3 separate regions of the Homo sapiens genome follow, and all the other regions are linked to region 1. Evidence: chromatin loops called from intact Hi-C (ENCODE). Cell type or tissue: B cell. All regions are shown on one strand.

Region 1 (4,000 bases):
CCAGGAGTTCAGGACCAGCCTGGGCAACATAGTGAGACCCTGTCTCTACAAAAAATTTAAAAGATTAGCCAGGCGTTGTGGCCCACCTACTTGGGAGGCTAAGGCAGGGGGATCACTTGAACCCAGGAGTTGGAGGCTTTGATCCTGCCATTGCGTTACAGGAAAGGGGTCCCCATCCAGACGCCAAGAGAGAGTTCTTGGATCTCGTGCAAGAAAGAATTTAGGGCCAGTCCGCAGTGCAAAGTGAAAGCAAGTTTATTAAGAAAGCAAAGGAATAAAAGAATGGCTACTTCATAGAGCAGCCCTGAGGGTGGCTGGTTGCCCATTTTTATGGTTATTTCTTGATGATATGCTAAACAAGGAGTGGACTATTCATGCCTTACCCCCCGCCTTTTTTTTTTTTTTTTTTTTTTTTGAGACGGAGTATCGCTCTGTATCGCTCTGTTGCCCAGACTGGAGTGCAGTGGCGAGATCTCTGCTCACTGCAAGCTCCGCCTCCCAGGTTCACGCCATTCTCCTGCCTCAGCCTCCCCAGTAGCTGGTACTACAGACGCCCGCCACCACACCCGGCTAATTTTTGTATTTTTAGTAGAGACGGGGTTTCACCGTGTTAGCCAGGATGGTCTCGATCTCCTGACCTCGTGATCCGCCCGCCTCTGCCTCCCAAAGTGCTGGGATTACAGGCGTGAACCACTGCGTCCAGCCCATGCCTCCCCTTTTGAGACCAAATCGGGTAACTTTCTGACGTTGCCATGGCATTTGTAAACTGTCATGGCGCTGATGGGAGTGTAGTAGTGAGGGCGACCAGAGGTTACCCTTGTGGCCATTTTGGTTTTGGTAGGATTTAGCCGGCTTCTTCACTGCAACCTGTTTTATTAGCAAGGTCTTTTATGACCTGTATTTTGTGCTGACCTATGTCATCCTGTGACTTAGATGGGAATGCAGCTTAGTAGGTTTCAGCCTCATTTTACCTAGCTCCTATTTTAAGATGGGAGTTGCTCTGGTTCACTCGCCTCTGACAATTGCATTGCAGCCTGGGCGACAGAGACCTTGTCTCTAATAATAAATAAATGTTTGGCTCTAAGCTTAGAAACAAAGCATTCAACTCATGGGTTAAAGAGGAAACCACAAAATCTTATTCTGGAAAATCGTAAAAGTACTATTTATTATAATGGGTGGGGTACAGTTAAATTTAGCCCTAAATGCATTTATTTAAAACACATACACGAAAAAAACGTGTGTTCAACTAAAAACCCGGAAAAGGAAAATCAGAGGAAACAAAGCACGAGAAAAAAAGAAAGAAAGAAAGAAAGAACGAAAAAAGAAAAGCACGACGTTATGGCGCTTTGAGGCTGTCGCGCTACTGGTATCTGTAGTCGTGGCTGCCGTGGACCAGGAGAGACTGAAGTGGAAAACAGCGGGCGGTAGCCGAAGCAGAGAGCAAGGAAGAGCGCGGGAAGTGCAGAGCGACAGCAACAAGAAAGGGGTGGCGCGGGACGTCGTTTACCTGGGCGACGTCCAGCCGCCCTTCCCGCCTCTGCGCGTACGCAACCTGCTTGGCGCCACTGACCTGGTGAGGAGGCTTCTTTAAGGCCGTGGACGGTTCCTACCCGCGCGCGGAGAGGACCGACGTGAAGAAGCTGCCAAAGTATAACAAGTACTACGCGAAGGGTAGGTAGGGTGGAGTCCCAGGCAGCGCGTGACGGCCGGATGCCCAGACGCGCACGTCGCCCGCAGGCGCACGCCTGGACCCGGGGGAGCCGGCTGGGGCGCCCAGGACCAGGCCTAGCCTACCGCGGGCTGCCCTTCACAGAGCTGCAGGAGAAAACGTTGTATTGTGCACGCATTCCCTAACCCTTACTAGTTTTTTTTTTTTTAATTGATCGGCCAGCTTTTGATGCGGGTATGTTAAAATCTCCCACTGTTATTGGGATTATGCCAGTTTTTTTTTTTCTTGCATTTCTGTCTACTTATGTGATACAACACTTGGGGTTATGTTTTCAGACGCCCAAGTACCCTCCTGGTCCACAGCCAGAATTAAAATGAGGCACGAGCCTCAGGTGCAGAATTTAAGGGACCGCCAAAAGAACTCCGTAATGAAGATAAGCAATATTTGGATGCAATATTTTTAAAAATAAAAATTAATGCAAAAAAGTCTATGATTAGTAAAATGCTGCAATTTTAAATAAAAACAAAATCTGACTGCATTTTCACGCCTCGATCATCTCTCTTGCCTCACAGGAGTCTGGGCCCTAGAGATAGCTTTTCTGTGAAGTGAACTTTTTTATCTTTCGGTTAAGATTCCTCTATTTCTACTATAACTTTTTGCTTAAATCATATTTTTCTGTTATTGACATTGCTACACTAATCTTTTGGTTTGTATTCATTTATTCTCTCTTTTTTTTGCGTTTTTAAATCCTTTTTCTTTGCTTTTTATTCTTTCTGTTGGAAAGGTATTTTCTGTATTTCCTTTATTAATATTTTTCTACTAAAAATTTAGGCAGAGTTGGGTCAAGAAAAAGCTCCCTTGGGAAAAATGTCTACAATATCTAGTACCGACATGTTTCTTTTTGAATCGTAGAAGTGTGTTATTTTACTAATTCAAGTGATTGTCACATCAGTAAAATTCTAGAAGCATTTATAGGGTGCTGCCTGCATTGTATCAGTCTTTGTAACAGACACCGAGTATATAAGAATTAATAAGTCATAGTACCTGCCCTCAGGGCGCCTACAATTAGCAATTAGCAGACTTTTTTTTCTTTTTTTCCTTAGATAAGATCTTGCTCTGTCACCCAAGCTGGAGTGCTGGAGTGCAGTAGTACAAACACAGCTAACTGCAGCCTTCACCTCCTGGCGTCAAGTGATCCTCTTGCCTCAGCCTCCCGTGTTGCTGGGACCACCGGTGCACACCACCATGCCTACCTAATTTCTTTATTTTTTTGTAGAGATGGGACCTCACTTTGTGCCCAGGCAGAGCAGACATTTTTCTAACATTGTCTCATTGGACCTCTCTGCTGTATTTAACACTTACCCATTCCTTCCTTGAAAATTTCCATATTCCTAGTTACTAGTCTCTTCTAATATTCTGAATAATGAGAAATTACAGCTGGGCACAGTGGCTCATGCCTGTAATCCCAGCACTTTGGGAGGCCAAGGCAGGAGGATCACGAGGTCAGAAGTTCAAGACCAGCCTGGCCAAGATGGTGAAACCCCATCTCTACTAAAAATACAAAAAAATTAGCCGGGCATGGTGGCAGACGCCAGTAATTCCAGTTACTCAGGAGGCTGAGACAGAGAATTGCTTGAACCCGGGAGGTGGAGGTTGCAGTGAGCCGAGATTGTGCCACTGCACTCCAGCCTGGGCGACAGAGAGGGACTCCATCTCAAAAAAAAAGAAGAGAAATTACTTTCTCTGCCTCTTGAATGCGTCCTCCTTTGCCCTCTCCTCAATAGTTAGCATTCTGAAAGTGCCATCCCTAACCTACTGCTCTTTTCTTTCCACATCTCATGTTTAAAATTTTTACTATGTCAGTAACTTCAAAATGTGTTTTTTTAGCTCTACCCAAATATTCTGATGTGTATCCACCTGCCATTGAATATGCACTTGGATATCCCACAGGCACCCCAAACTCAACAGAGCCGCAACTGAAGACATCATCTCCTGCCACTTTAAATCTACTGTTTTCCTTTTCTCATCTCGTTTAATCACTTTGTACTGTTATCCAAGTGTAATTCCATCTTCTGCACTCCCATGGCCAGTCAAACTCCTGTAGATTGTATTTTCCTTAACACTTTTCAGATCTGTCTCCTCTTTCTCCTTGTTACCACTCTTAGTTCAGGACCTTATTAATTGACTTCTGGACTGCTGAACCTCTCAGTTGTCTACTTTCTTCCAATTTTGTCATTTCCCCATTTGAATCTGAGGTCCCACAGTACCTTGTGCTTTCCTATATCTTAGTCTTTACCATGTATGACATTAAGAGTCTATATGACTGTCTTT
Region 2 (4,000 bases), 450 kb before region 1:
AAAAATACAAAAATTAGCAGGGTGTGGTGGTGGACACCTGCAATCCCAGCTACTCGAGAGACTGAGGCAGGAGAATCACTTGAACCTGGGAGGTGGAGGTTGCAGTGAGCCAAGACTGCACCATTGCCTGGGCAACAAGAGCAAAACTCCATCTCATAAAAAAATAAATAAACATAAATAAATAAGTAAATAAATAAATAAGCCAGGCATGGTGCTATGTACCTGTAGCCACAGCTACTTGGGAGGCTGAGGAAGGAGGACTGCATGAGCTGAGATGGCGGAGGCTGCAATAAGCTATAGTTGTACCACTGCACTCCAGCCTGGGTGACAGAGTGAGACCCGGTCTCAGAAAAATAAAAGGGAAAAAAAAGGCCAAAAATACTGTGGAGTGGCCCTTCCAGCACTTGCTTGCTTTCTCTAACACCACTCATTCTCTTGCCCCTACTTAGCTAGGAATGGTAATGCTTTCTTCTGGTGAAAGTCTGGAGTGCTCCCTACCTCTTGTTTGTTTCCTTTTACCTGTCCACAAATGCTCATTGTAAGTAGTCAGTTACTTTATTAAACACTTCTCAACTACCCCTTTTTGTGCATTCATTTTATGCACCAACATTGATAATACAGATTCCACTGGCAAGTATAAAATTATTCCAAAATATTTAGCAAAGCAAAATATTTCATCCTGGGGCAGTTCAGAGTTTGGACAAAGAAAGTTGATGTGCCAGAGCAAACAGATTGAGTGTCTGCTGAAGCAAAAGAAAAGGGCAGTGACTTGTCATGGAAGCTGAAGAAATACATTTGCTATACAAAATGCTGAAGAGAGGTTGACATTTGTGGGAATAGGAAAATGAAATTGTGGAATGAAAGATTCATTATACAGGATTCACTGGGATGTGAAAATTGGAGATAATAAATATACAGTCCTTATGTTACATTTTTAACCTTTTATTTAAAATGATTTAAAATTTACAAGAAAAAATGCAAGAAGGAACCACAGAAATCCAGCTTTTTTTTTTTTTTTTTTTTTTTTGAGACAGAGTCTCGCTGGAGTGCAATGGTGCAATCTCGGCTCACTGCAACCACCACCTCCCGGGTTCAAGTGATTCTCCTACCTCAGCTTCGTGAGTAGTTGTGACTGCAGGCTTGAGCCACCACGCCCAGCTAAGTTTTGTATTTTTAGTAGAGATGGGGTTTCACCATGCTGGCCAGGCTGGTCTCGAACTCCCAACCTCAGGTGATCCTCCCGCCTCTGCCTCCCAAAGTGCTGGGATTACAGGCGCAAGCCACCGCACCCGGCTGCAGCCTACCTTTTATCCATATTCCCTCCCCTCCTCTCTTTAAAGAATTTGGGGCCACCACGGTGGCTCCCACCTGTAATCCCAGCCCTTTGGGAGGCCGAGGCGAGTGGACCACCAGAGGTCAGGAGTTCGATACCAGCATAATCAACATAGTGAAACTCCATCTCTACCAAAAATACAAAAATTAGCCGGGTTTGGTGGCATGCACCTGTAATCCCAGCTACTTGGGAGGCTGAGGTAGAAGAATTGCTTGAACTCAGGAGGCAGAGGTTGCAGGGAGCCGAGATCACACCACTGCACCCGCCTGGGCGACAGAGCAAAAATTTTTTTTAATTGTAAAAACACTGTACAACTTATGGCCAGTAAACTTTAATATTTAGTGTGCATTTCCTAAGAACAGGGATATTGTCTTACATAAGCTTACACAGTAGCACAGTACAGTTATCAATTGCAGGAAATTTAACCTTACTATAATACACTTCAGCATCAGCCTGGGTATTTATGTCTCCGGAGCTCGTGGGCGGAGGCAAGCCAAATATGAAACTCAATAGTAATAAATGCACTAAAATTAGTACACAAATGAAAAACGATAAAATTTTAGAAAGTACATAGAACCAAAACAAACCGTAATTCCGACGGAAAAACAGCGAGAAAAGAAAACGAAATGAAACTGACACTAAGCAGACCGTATAGAGAAGTAGCCCTACAGAACGCAGGGATTAAAGAGAGCTTCAGAGGCCAAGAACCACCTGTGTCCGGGAAATGAGCATTGCTGCCACCAGGAAACTGTCCGCTAGGGCTCGGCACTACTAAGGACCTCGCTAACAATAATCTGGCTGCGCTGGGACTCAGCAAGAGCAGACACCCAGCGGATTGCCCTGGTGTTGCCAAACAAATGTCCATTTAGGTGCCATAAATGGTGCTGCTAGAAAGAAACTGCGGGCTCTTAGATAGGAGTCCTGTCTGGAGAAATGAACTGACTGTGTTTAAATGTGTTGTGACAGAAAAATGTGTTGTGGCATCTTATTGTGTTTTAAGTCGTTTAATGTGTTTTAACCCGTTGTAATGTGCTGTGAGAGAAAAAGCCGCAGCTAACGGTGCTATGGAATTACTAGAGAGCACAGAGGCTGGGTGCAGTCACCGGTCTGCACCGTAAAAAGGGGTTCAGGAAGTTCCTACGAGATATTAGCGTTTCTAGGACCCAGAAAGAGACAGCACAGAGAATTTACGGGCCCCGAAAACATGAAACGTCCTGTTGGGCGCTAAGAATTGTGCACCAATTGAGAAAACGCCCAGTGGGCGCTACTGGCAAAAGTGCTGACGCAAAACCGACAGCTCCGCATAAGAAGCGGAGTCGCCAGACAGAACCCGGGACCTGGCAGCAGCAAGTCTGAGACCGAGATCGGCTCCCCGCGTCCTGAGCATGCAAGTCAAGGAGCACGAAGCTGAGACATTTAAAATCAGTAGAAAAAAATACATAACATTTAAATAGAAATACAATTTAAAAATAATAGAAGCCTAAAATGCAAGTAGAAATGAAAGGCAAGCACATCGGTAATGTCGTTCTCAGAGCAAGACACAAAAAGACAATTAAAAAATAAGCAAAAATTGCTGACAACCATTCCTACAAAGAAGAAATTACAAATGTTTGTAATGCAATCCTACGATTAGGATATCCCTATCCGATCTAAACCAGTACATGTTACACCTAAGTCTAAATTTCCTACCAAATTAAATAAATAAATAAATAACAGTCATGGTTAAACCTGTTTAGCTTAGACTATAAAATGGTAGGAAAAAAAGTCGCTTTCGGCGGGACTTGCTATTGTCAACTGGGGCTTGGCAAAACTGAAAAATCCCGTTTGCCTGCATTTCCTGACTTCCAGGGGAGTTTAAAAAACACAGGCCTAGCTAAGGCGGGACCCGCTATTGTGAAACCAAACTTAGTATAAGAGCTCCCAGGCCCTGCTAAACTGGTCATCGCTAAGCAAAAAAAAAAAAAAAAACCGCATTCGCTGGTACCCAGATTTCTACAGGAGTTAAACGTCTCCTGAGCAGCTAAAGCAGAGCTTACTAGTAAGAAACTTGCAATGACTAAGGAACTTGAGGCAGGGCTAACCCGGGGTTGTTAGGATTAGAATTCCGAGGCTACAGGAAACCCGGAATTGCTGAGATGTGAGTCACAGGGTGACTCAGCCTCGTTACGATGAAACAGTAACTTCCTACTACCTAGAAATCGCAGCCAGGGCCAGACCGGTGTTTGTCCTAAGTCGGAACTTGATTGGGCTGAGAAATCACATTGTGACTATTCCACGACTTGAACAAGGGGTAGAAATCGCAGGCACCGCGAAATAGAAACTTCCTAGGACCAAGAAGCCAACGACGCCCGAAACCGTGGGGTCCTGTCACAGAAACCCCAGCAGCGCAGCCACCGGACTGGGTTCTGGAGGCCGAGCCGCAGTCCGTGCGGCGGCGCTGGGAAGAGAAGGCGCCCCGGCAGCTCCCCTGCCACCGGCCCCGAGGAGCGGCTGGCTCCCCCAGCCCAGCGCCGCCGCCGCCCGGTAACTCCAGGCGCAACTGGGCGCAACTGGGGCAGCTGCGACACCGAATCCCTCACATCTGCAACCTGGGTGCTGCGGCCACTGAGAAAATGGAGGCGCAGACCAACGAGCGGTGCCGCGACCGAGAGACCTCGGCTGGCGAAA
Region 3 (4,000 bases), 280 kb before region 1:
TATGTAGGCCCATATATCCAAGGGCCTCTAACATTATCTCCTTATAATAACACCTCTGGTTCCATCCTCTCTCCCCATCCAGCTCCGCCAGTTGTATTTCCTATTTTGGTAGATGGTGCCAACAATCTACTGGCTCAAGCCAGAAATCCAGGAGCCATCTTTGACTATTCTTTCTCCCTTGTCACCAATATATCCAGCAATATTTATTTAGTATCTATGGCATGCTTTACAGCCAATGTTGGTTCTATCTCTAGATTTTTTTTTTTTTTTTTGAGACAGGGTCTCACTCTGTTGCCCAGGCTGGAGTGAAGTGGCACCATCTTAGCTCACTGCAGCCTCAACCTCCCTGAGCTCAAGTGATCCTCCCACCCCAGTCTTCCAAGTAGCTGAAACAATAGGTGCACACCATCACTAATTTTTTTGTATTTTGTAGAGACGATGTTTCACCATGTCACCCAGGCTGGTCTTGAACACCTGGGTTCCAGCGATCCTCCCCGACTGGGCCTCCCAAAGTGATGGGATTACAGGCCTGAACCACTGCGCCCAGCCTATCTCTAGATTCTGACCAGCTCTCTAATTCCATTTTCCCCCATGGTTTCATCTACATTACTAACAGTCTCCCAGTTGATCTCTATTCCTAGCAGCTTGTCCCATTTAATCTGTTCTCCATATTGGGGCTAGAATTATCTCTTTAAAAAGTACATCTTAGGATGTCACCATGCGGCAAGGCTTCCCCTTGCAAAAAGAAAATCTGACATCTTCAACACTTTTTATAAGGCACCCTTGTGCGTCTATCCAGCAACATTGTTTCAGTTTCCTGAATGCTATAATCTTGGTGCCTTTGCATGTGCTATACTTTTGGCTAAGAACACTTAGACTTCACATCACTTAAAAACATTTTTTGTTTTAATACAGATGGGGTCTCGCTATGTGCCCAGGCTGGCCTCAAACTCCTGGGCTGAACTCCTCCTCCCCAACTCGGCCTCCCAAAGTGCTGGGATTACAAGCGTGAGCCACCGCGCCCGCCCACATCTCTTCTTACAGGTCAACTGGCTTTCCTTGACACCCAGTTACTTCGTTCTTCAGGTGTTGCAAAACTCATCAGCAAGCACCTAGGCAATTACTGTTCAAAATATCTATGCAGTCTACTAGACTTAAGATTCAGAAAGGCAGAAACCACATATACCTTGTTCACAGCTGGACTTCTCAGTGTCTAGTACTAGGATTCTCAATACATATCTGTTGAAGTTATGATGACATTATTACCATATAGCTATTTGAGTTCCTCCGTAATCCCAATTCTCAAGTTCTTTGAGAGAAAAAAATAAGTAAATCTCAATTATAGAATTATCCTCAAAATGTATTTATATATAATATTTCTTTGGAGGAATTAAGGAAGCAGTCACATGCAGCTGACTGTGGGTCACTGGACTTTTTTTTTTTTTTGAGACGTTGTCTCGCTCTGTCGCCCAGGCTGGAATGCAGTGGCACTACCTCAGCTCACTACAACCTCCACCTCCCCGCTTCAAGCTATTCTCCTGCCTCAGCCTCCCGAATAGCTGGGATTACAGGCGCCCACCACCATTCCCGGCTAATTTTTGTATTTTTAGTAGAGACGGGGTTTCGCCATGTTGCCCAGGCTGGTTTCGAACTCCTGACCTCATGTGCTCCACCCGCCCAGGCCTCTCAAAGTGTTGGGATTACAGGCATGAGCCACCGCGCCGGCCTGGACTCTTTAAAGGAGTGGGGAAGGCCTGCACTAACGGGATCCGGTGTAAATAATTCTGAGCAGCTCCAGGTCCTGAGCCCAGCAAGCACGTGCTGCGGCAGGGCGCGGGGAGGGCGCGCTTCGCGGAGGAAGATTCCGGGCGGCCCGAACGTGCTCGCGCCCGTAGCTGCCGCTGCCGGGGCCGCGGCCGCCCGGGTGCCCAACCGAACGCACGTGCGCCAGCGGGGCCCGAGCAGAAGGGGAGCCCCGGCTCTCACGAAGAAAATGGAGGGCGACCCACGGGTTAGGGGTCAGGAAAGGCGTGGGGCGCATTATGCCCTGGGAGGGGAAAGCACGGAACAAGAGGCTCTGAGGGACGGAGAGGAAGGAGGGCGACCCACGAGCTAGGTAAGGCGGGCCAACCCAGGTCTCGGAAGGAAGGGGGCGGGGCAGGACGGGGCGGGAGGGGCCGCGCAGTAGCTGGGCTGTGAGGACGGTTGGCGAGTTCATTCCGGGCTCGGGTCGGGAAGTGTCCGCCCCTGGAGTCAAGCTGGGGAGGGTGAGAGGTTGAAGGGCAATGACTTAGGTTCCCAGCTTCTGGCCCTGCCAGGCTCTGCAGTAGCCCAAGCCCACCGCTGCCCGGTTTCTTCTCAGAGAGCAAGCCCTCGCCCTTCGTGAGCGCCAAATCCCCGCGCTCGGCCCCGCCCATCCACTGAGGGGTGTGGGTAGGGGCGTGGCCCGTTCCCTTGCTGGTCGGCGCCCGGAAGGCGTCCGCGTCAGCCGGAGCTCGACGCGGTGACGGTGTGCGTCGACGTAAGTGACGCGCAAGCCTGGGCCGCTCCTCCTTCCCTCAGTGAGTGCCGGCCCGGTCGGGGCGGGGGAGAAGAGGGAGGGCGGGGGAGGGAGAGGCGACCCGAGAGTCGTTGTGGGTCGCGGGCCGGACCGGGTCCCGGGGCGGTGGGAGCCCCGGCCGGGCAGAAGGGCTTGGCGGGCCGTTAGAGGACCGCCACGGCTGTCGAGTCCCCTCCCTTGTTGGACTTGCGCGCCCTGGCGCTCGGAACCTCCGGCGCTGTGCCCACCCCGCTCTAGCTCGCGTCTCCCGACTCCAATTAGGTCAGGCTCGGAGTCCCGCGGCCGCGGCTCCGGTCTCAACGCTCCGGGGCCGCTCGGCTCGCCTTTCTTCCCTCGCCTTTCTCTCCTCTTGCTTCACCCTCCCCCCTTCTTTTCACGTTGCTGGTTTTTTTTGTTGTTGTTTTATGCTTTAGGGGTTTTGTTCCTCGGCTCGAGCTCATGGGTGTACATTATCATGCTCTTCTTTTGTAGAGCAGCCCGACGGCCATGGAGGCTGAAGAGACGATGGAATGCCTTCAGGAGTTCCCTGAACATCATAAAATGATCCTCGACCGATTGAATGAACAGCGAGAGCAGGACCGGTTTACTGACATCACCCTAATTGTCGACGGTGGGTAGGGCAGTGGGCAGAGGAGCGAATTTTTGGCTTCAGTTTTTTTCTGTCCTTCGGACACCCGCCTTTTTTTTTTTTTTTTTTTTTTTAACCCATCCTCTATGGTCTCCCTACCAAAGTCTGCAGAGTGTGTGCACTGGGACCAGATTGCACTTGTCAGTGTCCACTCACACAGCGTGCTGCAGAAGGCTGGTTGGTCAGTCATGCCTTCCACGTAGTCTGGTGTTCATCTCATTTTAACTTCTTACATCCTGTTGAGTGCAAGATGATGTCGTTGGGGACAGATTGTCTCAAAATGTTTGGTTGATAGCCTCTTGTTGGTAAGCTTTGAGAAGTCCCTTACAGGAGTCATTTGGGAAGTGTTGATTTTTTTTCTAGTTTCCCAAATGGTCTTGAAGGGAGAATGAGAGATTCCATTGCAGCACTCATACCCCCTTTGAGAATCTCCAAAATAAAATGGGGTCTTTACCAGCCTTAGGAGTTGCCTCTATAATGGAAGGAAATCCAGCGTGGGTATGTTTTCTGTTTAGCGAAAATAGGTTTCTCAAGGTAACCTGTTTTTAAAATTATGGGTCTACCATAGATGGAGCTTCCAAATATTAGGCATATTAAAATGTTTTTCATAGCAGACATATCCAGCTTTGTGCTTACGGTTTTTTTCTCTCTTTCCAAATGATATGTGACCTTTTGGGTTGTCCTTTTATTTAGCAGTTTCAACTGAGTTGGATATGCTTCTCACTACTTAATTGGAAACAACAGAGTGTCAAGAGGCTCCTTACCTAGTGTTGTAAATTAGGCTTTATAAAACTAAAGGGGTTTGAAGTGAA

Evidence for each region. A loop is a pair of places that touch in the nucleus more often than their neighbours do. Peaks named below come from ENCODE experiments on the same cell type or tissue, not always from the same donor. Only the 100,000 strongest peaks of a DNase experiment are listed, where the experiment ranks them.
Region 2: it touches region 1 in a loop (16-fold over the local background); 2 of 110 quality-filtered maps call a loop at or near these places.
Region 3: a loop joins it to region 1, with 6 times the contacts of the local background. A loop is called at or near these places in 16 of 110 quality-filtered maps.

The regions. Positions count from the first base shown.
Region 1 is chr5:43,395,465-43,399,464 of GRCh38, forward strand. All of the region lies in intron 1 of CCL28 (C-C motif chemokine ligand 28), which reads right to left. Among named protein-coding and RNA genes, the nearest start is that of CCL28, 15 kb to the right of the region's middle. RefSeq lists silencers at 1,655-1,714, 1,765-1,854. In B cell, no CTCF peak of the experiment used is centred here; a DNase peak (open chromatin) is centred at 1,597; H3K4me3 peaks cover 1,498 bases; H3K27ac peaks cover 1,589 bases.
Region 2 is chr5:42,947,344-42,951,343 of GRCh38, forward strand. It overlaps LOC105374745 (a long non-coding RNA gene), which reads left to right and starts at 3,546. Exons shown (of 3, transcript XR_925964.3): 1 at 3,546-4,000. RefSeq lists enhancers at 3,080-4,000, 3,324-3,618, 3,380-3,439, 3,416-3,938, 3,416-3,560 and 1 more, a cis regulatory region at 3,483-3,493 and a silencer at 3,730-3,829. In B cell, CTCF peaks have their summits at 2,106 and 2,305; DNase peaks (open chromatin) are centred at 2,118, 2,518 and 3,608; H3K4me3 peaks cover 2,465 bases; H3K27ac peaks cover 2,683 bases.
Region 3 is chr5:43,119,008-43,123,007 of GRCh38, forward strand. It overlaps ZNF131 (zinc finger protein 131), which reads left to right and starts at 1,907. Exons shown (of 7, transcript NM_001330707.2): 1 at 1,907-2,116; 2 at 3,032-3,170. The coding sequence starts at 3,047. RefSeq lists enhancers at 1,569-1,628, 2,426-2,994, 2,995-3,562 and silencers at 1,809-2,158, 2,589-2,848. In B cell, no CTCF peak of the experiment used is centred here; DNase peaks (open chromatin) are centred at 2,064 and 2,444; H3K4me3 peaks cover 2,509 bases; H3K27ac peaks cover 2,322 bases.